2 separate regions of the Homo sapiens genome follow, and region 2 is linked to region 1. Evidence: chromatin contacts called from ENCODE Hi-C data. All regions are on one chromosome and are shown on one strand. Each heading gives the region's core, a stretch centred on a gene start or an enhancer-like site at or near the end of the contact. The rest is flanking DNA. Distances are from core to core; before and after follow the strand shown. Region 1 overlaps PIK3R1 (phosphoinositide-3-kinase regulatory subunit 1). Region 2 holds the start of CENPH (centromere protein H).

The links. Hi-C counts contacts between places; a loop is a spot of excess contacts on that map. Pooled maps may share reads with other maps.
Region 2: a loop to region 1 is called in a pooled map, with 4 times the contacts of the local background. The contact joins the promoter of CENPH here to the enhancer-like site in region 1. A Hi-C loop is called at or near these places in 4 of 50 pooled maps.

What each region holds. Positions count from the first base shown.
Region 1 is chr5:68,278,881-68,282,401 of GRCh38, reverse strand. It overlaps PIK3R1 (phosphoinositide-3-kinase regulatory subunit 1), which reads right to left. Exons shown (of 16, transcript NM_181523.3): 5 at 2,669-2,800; 6 at 1,673-1,874; 7 at 1,396-1,475. Among named protein-coding and RNA genes, the nearest start is that of PIK3R1, 65 kb to the right of the region's middle. Within about 2 kb of position 2,186, at least 3 of the 41 ENCODE cell types and tissues checked have a DNase peak (open chromatin) inside an H3K27ac peak, as active enhancers do.
Region 2 is chr5:69,187,466-69,191,524 of GRCh38, reverse strand. CENPH (centromere protein H) reads right to left here and starts at 1,942. Exons shown (of 9, transcript NM_022909.4): 1 at 1,757-1,942. The coding sequence starts at 1,890. LOC112267932 (a long non-coding RNA gene) reads left to right here and starts at 2,048. Exons shown (of 2, transcript XR_002956215.2): 1 at 2,048-2,534. RefSeq lists a silencer at 1,891-2,010 and enhancers at 1,869-2,163, 2,091-2,330.

The sequences.
Region 1 (3,521 bases), core at 937-3,436:
GAGCAGGGTCCAGCTCTACCTAGTCTCTAACATAAACCTCAACTTAAGTGCCATGTGCCACACCCCTACCCCAATTCTTTTCCACTAAGTCCAAAGGCAGCCTCTGAACACCAGCACAGAGCTCCCAAATCCATTCACAGTGACCTGTGTACTCACACGAGATGAAGCCTTTTGGCCAACCCCTGGACTGAAGTCCTAGTCCCTACCTGTTGACAGTCTTCTTTGACGTAGTTTACCTAGAATTCTGGGCACCCCTGTTAAAACATTCTGCTTGCTGTGATTTGGAACATCCCATGCTTGCCTTATCTACTATACCGGATACCTCTCTCTCACCTTTGGTACATTTTGGGCCTGTCCACATAAACCTTTCCCAATACCCGCATCTTCAGTGTTTACCTACCCTATCCTCTATCCTACCTGCTGCAGGTGGGTTTTGAGTCTAGGCCCTGGCCTCTCTTAGGCTGCCCCATCCAGATGCAAGTAACCAAGCCTGGCTGTGCAATACCCAATTAAGAAAAAGCACAACTTAACTCTCCATTGCATGAAGATGAAACTGAGTCCCCATGCCTGCTCATACAGAGATAAATATGGTAATCTGCATATATTACCTATAATAAATATATTCATGGAGTTTCATTTTAAGTTCCAGGCATAAATTAAGACTACAAGCAACACCTTTTACTGGTCCTGAAACTTCACACGTATAGTACCCTAATTACTATTCTAAATGACCAGTGTCGATTAGCTAACTTTTAACTGGTATATAGCAAAATGAGGTTGTTTAGACTTTCCACGGTAGAAGAAAAATACATCAGTTTAAATTAAATGCATTGCTAACATGGTCTACATTTCCTGCTTTGTTAAATGGCTAACTGAACAGCAGCCTGCTTTCAAAGAAGTGTCTGGCTTGCTCGAACTTGCTGCAGGGAACACTGGTTTCATACTGCTTGCATTATTGAAAATGTTTATTTTGACAGGCATTTCTCAGCATACCCACTTCCAAAAAACACATTCTAAAATACTTTAAATTATATAGTAATTATAAATCCCCTACTTTGTAAGTATTAGAAAGAAAAACAAAAATGTCAACAACTAAAATGAACTCCATAAATCTCTTCAACAACCTGAAGCATAAATGTTGAAGGGTACAGGGAACTCTCCAAACTCTCACCTAAAACCAAGATAATTTAAAATCCACAAATGTTGAAACTCGGATAATAATTAACATATACACTACCACTCAGCTATTTTTTCTTTAAATCACAAGGTAACATATTACTACCAACTGTAATTCCATAAGAAGCTGTGTTACTTCAAAGGAGGTTTATAGCCATCATTTTTTAAGGCTCTAAAAAATGAACAATGAGAGAATGTTAAATGCTCAAAAAGCATTACCTGGTGCAGGCTGTCGTTCATTCCATTCAGTTGAGATTAAAATTTCTATAACTTTTATGAGGTTTTCAGTATTATCAGAGCTGTAAGAAAGAGAGTTTATTAGAAACCTTTTCCCTAAAAGCAAACTCATTTTCATTTATATACACTCAAGTGAATGTGTGTGATAGCATCTGCACATGCATCTCTGGAGTAGTATATTCAGAATACATTTTCATGACCAATCCATTTAGGACTACCCTCATCACCCCAAAATACATGTTTGTCTCCTTTCACTTACCTGGCTGCTGAGAATCTGAAAAGCATAGGGCTGAAAATTTCAGAGAGTACTCTTGCATTCAACAGATTTTTGCTGGAGGTTTGAGAGAGCTTGAAGAAATGTTTTAACAAATACTGAAGCGTAAGCCAATACTGATGAGGTATGCTAGGCGACCTAATAAGCTTCTTCAATAGCTGAATATATTCTTCGGAGCTTTGTACTTCTACAAGTTTAAAAAAAAAAAAAAAGAGAAATGAGTAAGCGACTACTTCCAGGTATCAGTGAATAAACACCTAGAAAAGTTCTGCTCTTTCTTCAAGCTATAGGAGTCATTTAAAAAGTTGTTGGGAGAAGCACACAGTACATTTGTCCTTCTCATTAGAAAACGCATTATGAGAAAGTAGAAATCTCAGGTCAAATGGAAATGCAAAAAGCTCAGTGTGTAAAGAAACCACAAGCTGTTCAGGGTGTGCTGGCAGCAACTTACCCAGTATTGAGCAGCTTCAAGTGTGATTGGCTAACTCAGAGGAGCATCAGATAAGTATCACAGGTTTTAACTTTGAAGGTTACGAACCAGTTTCCTGTCCCCAAAGCACTTAACTGAACCTTATCTCCTAAAACTGAGAGCCATCTTCCCTCAACACATTCTGTTATGGCCACTCAGGAAAGATGACAAGAACATCCCCCATCACTGGATTCTAGTCCCAGTTCCTTGAATCTGACACTAGTACTTGGAAGACCGTGTCCTTCATTGACGTACAAACTTTGTTAAGACCAATAGGTTAACAATGAGCCATTTCTGATTCTGACATGCAGACGGGCTTCCCAAGCAAATGAGAATCTGGGTCTTCTCTTGGATGCTTGGGTGGAGGAGGAAATTTGAGGTGGTATTGTTGGGGGAGGGACAGGTTATTACTACTATTTTCTAACCACTATTTCTATATATGCAAGACATATACAAGCACCTCTACATCTCCATGTATGTTCAATGAGGTTCCCAGAAGAGAAAAAACAAACCTGGAGCTAAAGAAATCATTTCACTGTAAACGGCTGCTGGAATGACAGGATTTGGTAAGTCCAGGAGATAGCGTTTGAAAGCGTCAGCCAAAACGTGCACATCGATCATTTCCAAGTCCACGGAGGGTGTATCTAGGAAACAATTTAAGAAATATTTCAGACATTTATTTTATAGAATACATCAGTTGGGCTAATTTTCTGAACAATTTGACTCACATGTGACAAAAAAAAAAAAAAATAAGGAAGCAATATGAGGATAAATACAAGACACAAAGTATTCGTTAGCCGTACTTCTTGTAGGGGTTGCTCCGGGCATTTGGGGTAGAACAATTTTTCCTGTGGAGGTCTCTCTGACATATTGCAAGCACTTAGGATGCCTGACCCCCTGCCCATGATGCCAGTAGCAGACCTCCACACTTTGGGGCAACAAAAAATAATGCCTTTGTTATGGGCTGAATTGGGCTGCATCTTCAGTGGTTACCTACCCCATCCTCTGTCCCACCCCTCTAAGCCCAAACTCCTAATGCCTCAGAAAGTGACTGCATGTAAGTTAAAATGAGGCCATTAGAGTGGACTCTAATCCAATGTAACTGATATCCTTCTAGGAGGGGAAATGAGGACACAGAGAGAGACACACTAGGGATGCACAGGCACAGAGGAGAAACGCTGTGAGGATGCAGTGAGCAGGTGACCATCTACAAGCCAAGGACAGAAGCCTCAGGGGAAACCAAACATGCTTTTTTCTCGGACTTCTAGCCTCCAGAACCACGAGAAGTAAGTTTCTGCTTTTTGAGATGGAGTCTCACTCTGTAGCCAAGGCTGGAGTGCATCTCTGGTGTGATCTCGGCTCACT
Region 2 (4,059 bases), core at 693-3,192, 910 kb before region 1:
TTTTTCTTTTTTTGAGACGGAGTCTTGCACTCTTGCCCAGGCTGGAGTGCAGTGGCGCAATCTCGGCTCACCACAAGCTCCGCCTCCCGGGTTCACGCCATTCTCCTGCCTCAGGCTCCCAAGCAGCTGGGACTACAGGCGCCTGCCACCATGCCCGGCTAATTTTTTGTATTTTTAGTAGAGATGGGGTTTCACCGTGTTAGCCAGGATGGTCTTGATCTCCTGACCTCGTGATCCACCCGCCTCGGCCTCCCAAAGTGCTGGGATTACAGGCGTGAGCCACCGCACCCGGCCGCTTAAGATTATTTTTAATAGGCCAGACTGAACTGAGGATGCTATACAAAGAATAGACCAAAATGATTAAACCCCAAACCACTGTATTTACAAACACAGATTTTTATCAGGAGATACAGAAAAATAACAAAGATACTAATCCTTGGATTACTAATTCATATAGTTTTTCAGTTGTTCTATAAATCCAAAAATCATACATAAGTAGAAAAACTATGAGCAAATGGTAATTTAAGATGACAGCAAGGGTGAGGAGGAAAAAACAATAAAAAAGAAATAGACATCTTTTCATTTTTCAAAACATTTAAGAAAGAAAAAAATGGTAATTAATTTTTTTTTTTTGAGTCAAGAGTCTTGCTCTATTGCCCAGGCTGGAGTGCAATGGCACAATCTTCTGCTCACTGCAACCTCTGCCTCCCGGGTTCAATCAATTCTCTTGCCTCAGCCTCCTGAGTAGCTGGGATTACAGGCGCCCGCCACCACGCCCAGCTAATTTTTGTATTTTTAGTAGAGACGGGGTTTCACCATGTTGGCCATGGTTGGCCAGGCTGGTCTTGAACTCCTGACTTAAGGTGATCCGTCTGCCTCGGCATCCCAAAGTGTTGGGATTACAGGCGTGAGCCACCGCGCTCAGCCAATAATGATTTTTTTAAAACTACCTCTGTTATGATATAGAACAGAGGACCGCAAATTTTTTTCTGTAAAGGACCTGATAGTAAATTTTTTAGGGTTTGTGAGTCACACGGTCTCTGTTTTAGCTACTCAATTCCACCCTTGTGGCAGGAAAGTTGTACTCCAATAAAACTGTTTATGGAAACTGAAACTTGAATTTCTAATAGAGTTCACGTGTTATGAAATATTTTTATGATCTTTTCCCTGCAACACTTAAACATAAAAACTATTCTTAGCTTGAGTGGTCACACAAAAATAGGCAGTTAGGCAGATTTGGCCCAGGACCTTCTCCTGCTCACTAGTTTAGAAGACGAATGTCCCTTCTCATCGAATCTTCCCCAGCAACCGCTTAGTGGAAAAGTATAAACACCGTCCGCTTAGTAGAATTTATAACATATAAAGCTTCTGGGTTACAAAGGGTCGTAGTTCTAAAAGAAATGGTAGGGGCACCTTCCTTCCAGTTTAGCTCTGGCATTCAATTTGTCTGTAAACCAGAGAGGTAGGGGGAGGGCGGGGAAACAGGAGGAGAAATTACAGCTTCTAAGGGCCCGGGGCACTGTGCTCAACACTTTCCTAGACTATCTCATTTAACCCTTGTAACCTCTCTCCAGGGGGTCATTTTTCTCTCCTTTTCGCTGATGAAGAAAGAGCTTCAACAGTTTAAGTGAATGAGGCAATCACGGAGACCTGACGTGACCGAGCGTGAATTCGAACCCTAGCCCTTCTGAGCAAGGGCGGAGTTCCGGGCCACAACGCCCACTTGGCCCCGGCTGAGGAGGCCAAAGGGAACAACCTGAGGAGCAGGGTCATGCGGTCCTCGCTGCACGCCGCCTGGGCGCCGGCGACCTGCGGTGGCCCGCCTGCCCGGCCTTCCCCTCCGGAGTCCGCGGGCTCGTCGGCGTCTTGCATCTGGGGCTGCTCCTCCATTGCTGGTTGAGGGGAAAGGCTACCACTCAACAGGCAAACGCGCTCAGAAAAGGTCGCTTTTCCCGCCACTAAATGGACGCCGGGAAAAGGCCCGAGGGCCCCGCCCCTTCCGCCCAGGGCCCCACCCTTTCCGCCTTGTTTTTCGGTTGCCGTGGTTACTACGGGCTCCTCTTTCATCCGGGCTCTACTGGTGAAAATAACTGCAGACGGCTGGTAAAAAGTTGGAATAGCTTTCGTTAAGCGTCGGATGTGTAGAGTGCTGAGTTAGGGGCTGGACTAGAGACGTTGGGACATCTCCCGGGAACAGCAGCCTGGAGGGGAAAAATCTCCTGACCTAAGTGGTCATTCGGCCTTGGCGCTTGGACACGGGAGTGCGGCGACAGCCATATGTCCATCCATCTTGGCACTTTTCCGTCCTCTGCCTTTGAAGATGGGTGTGCCCGGCAGGCTGTGAAAGATAAACATTAGAGGGTTGTTTAGAAGACTTTTTTGACCTGAGCCCATGAGGTGCATACCCTTTGTTTGGCGGAGAAACCAGTGGCTTCTGAAGATCAGGGACGGGCCACAAGTGCGAGGCATTGCAGACATTTCGAACCCAGACTTCCAGCCTGGAGACATCCACACGCTTCCAGTTTCTTGCACTGGTACTTCATTCTGTCATTATGATTGCCACCACTCGTAACTGAGAGTTGCGTGCCCTCAAGTTTTGAGTGTCTGCAGGGTACCTTTGAGCTTTCTTAGCTGTGTAGTGAGTGGGGGGAATGGAGAAAATGAAGGACAGATGACTGATTTGTAGTTTTTCATTTGGACACTGTCCTTGCCGCACAAGCACAGCAGCTTGAACCTCTTTGAACAAGAGTCGAGAGTTCTTTTACAGCTAATTACCCACTAGTTAAACTTGATCATACTGTGCTGTTTTCTTCCTCTCCATTGTCAATGTAATACGGCTCCTGACAAAAGTTAAATTCGCTGGGCGTGGTGGCTCACCCCTGTACTCCCAGCACTTTGGGGGCTGAGGCGGGTGGATCACCTGAAGTCAGGAATTCAAGACCAGCCTGGCCAACATGGTGAAACCCCGTCTCTACTAAAAATACAAAAGTTAGCTGCGTGTGGTGGCGGGCGCCTGTAATCCCAGCTACTCAGGAGGCTGAGGCAGGAGAATCGTTTGAACCCGGGGGGGCGGAGGTTGCAGTGAGCTGAGATCGCGCCACTGCACTTCAGCCTGGGTGACAGAGTGAAACTCCGTCTCAAAAAAAAAAAAAAAAGCCGGGCGCTGTGGCTCACACCTATAATCCCAGCACTTTGGGAAGCCGAGGGGGGAGGATCTCGAGGTCAGGAGTTGGAGACCAGCCTGACCAACATGGAGAAACCTCGTCTCTACTAAAAATACAAAATTAGCCAGGCGTGGTGGTGGGCACCTGTAATCCCAGCTACTGGGGAGGCCGAGGCAGGAGAATCCTTTGATCCCGGGAAGCAGAGGTTGCAGTGAGCCGAGATCACACCAGAGATGCACGCCAGCCTGGGCAACAGAGCAAGATTCCTTCTCGAAAAACAAACAAACAAACAAAAAAACAGTTCAAAAGACACAGAATGGACTGGTGGCGATGGCCCACGCCTGTAATCCCAGCACTTTGGGAAGCCAAAGCGGAAGGATCGCTTGAAGTCAGGAGAACAGCCTGGGCAGCATAGTGAGACCTCGTTTCTACTTAAAACAAAAACAAACAAACAAACAAAAAAACAACAGGTGTGGTGACTTAGACCTGTGGTCCCAGCTACTCAGGAGGCTGAGATGGGAGGATCACTTGGGCCCCAGCCGTTGAGGACTGCAGTGACCTATGATCGCACCACTGCTCTCCATCCTGGGTGACAGAGTGAGACCCTGTCTCAAAAAAAAAAAAAAGCACAGGATGTAAAATCAGGCATTAGGTTTGCTATTCCTACATGTAAACTTATGGAACATTTTCTTGTTTCCTTTCATTTTGTTTTACAAAAAGGATGATCCCATTGTTAACTTTTTCTCTTTACCACTTAGTGGATGCCTTCCACTGTCTCACCACAATCTTATCCTTTTAAGCAGTTGCCTATCAGGTGTCTCCACTGCTCACATTTGGGACAAAAATAATGCAATGTGCAGTCGCTCACGCCTGTAATCCCACCACTTTGGGAGGC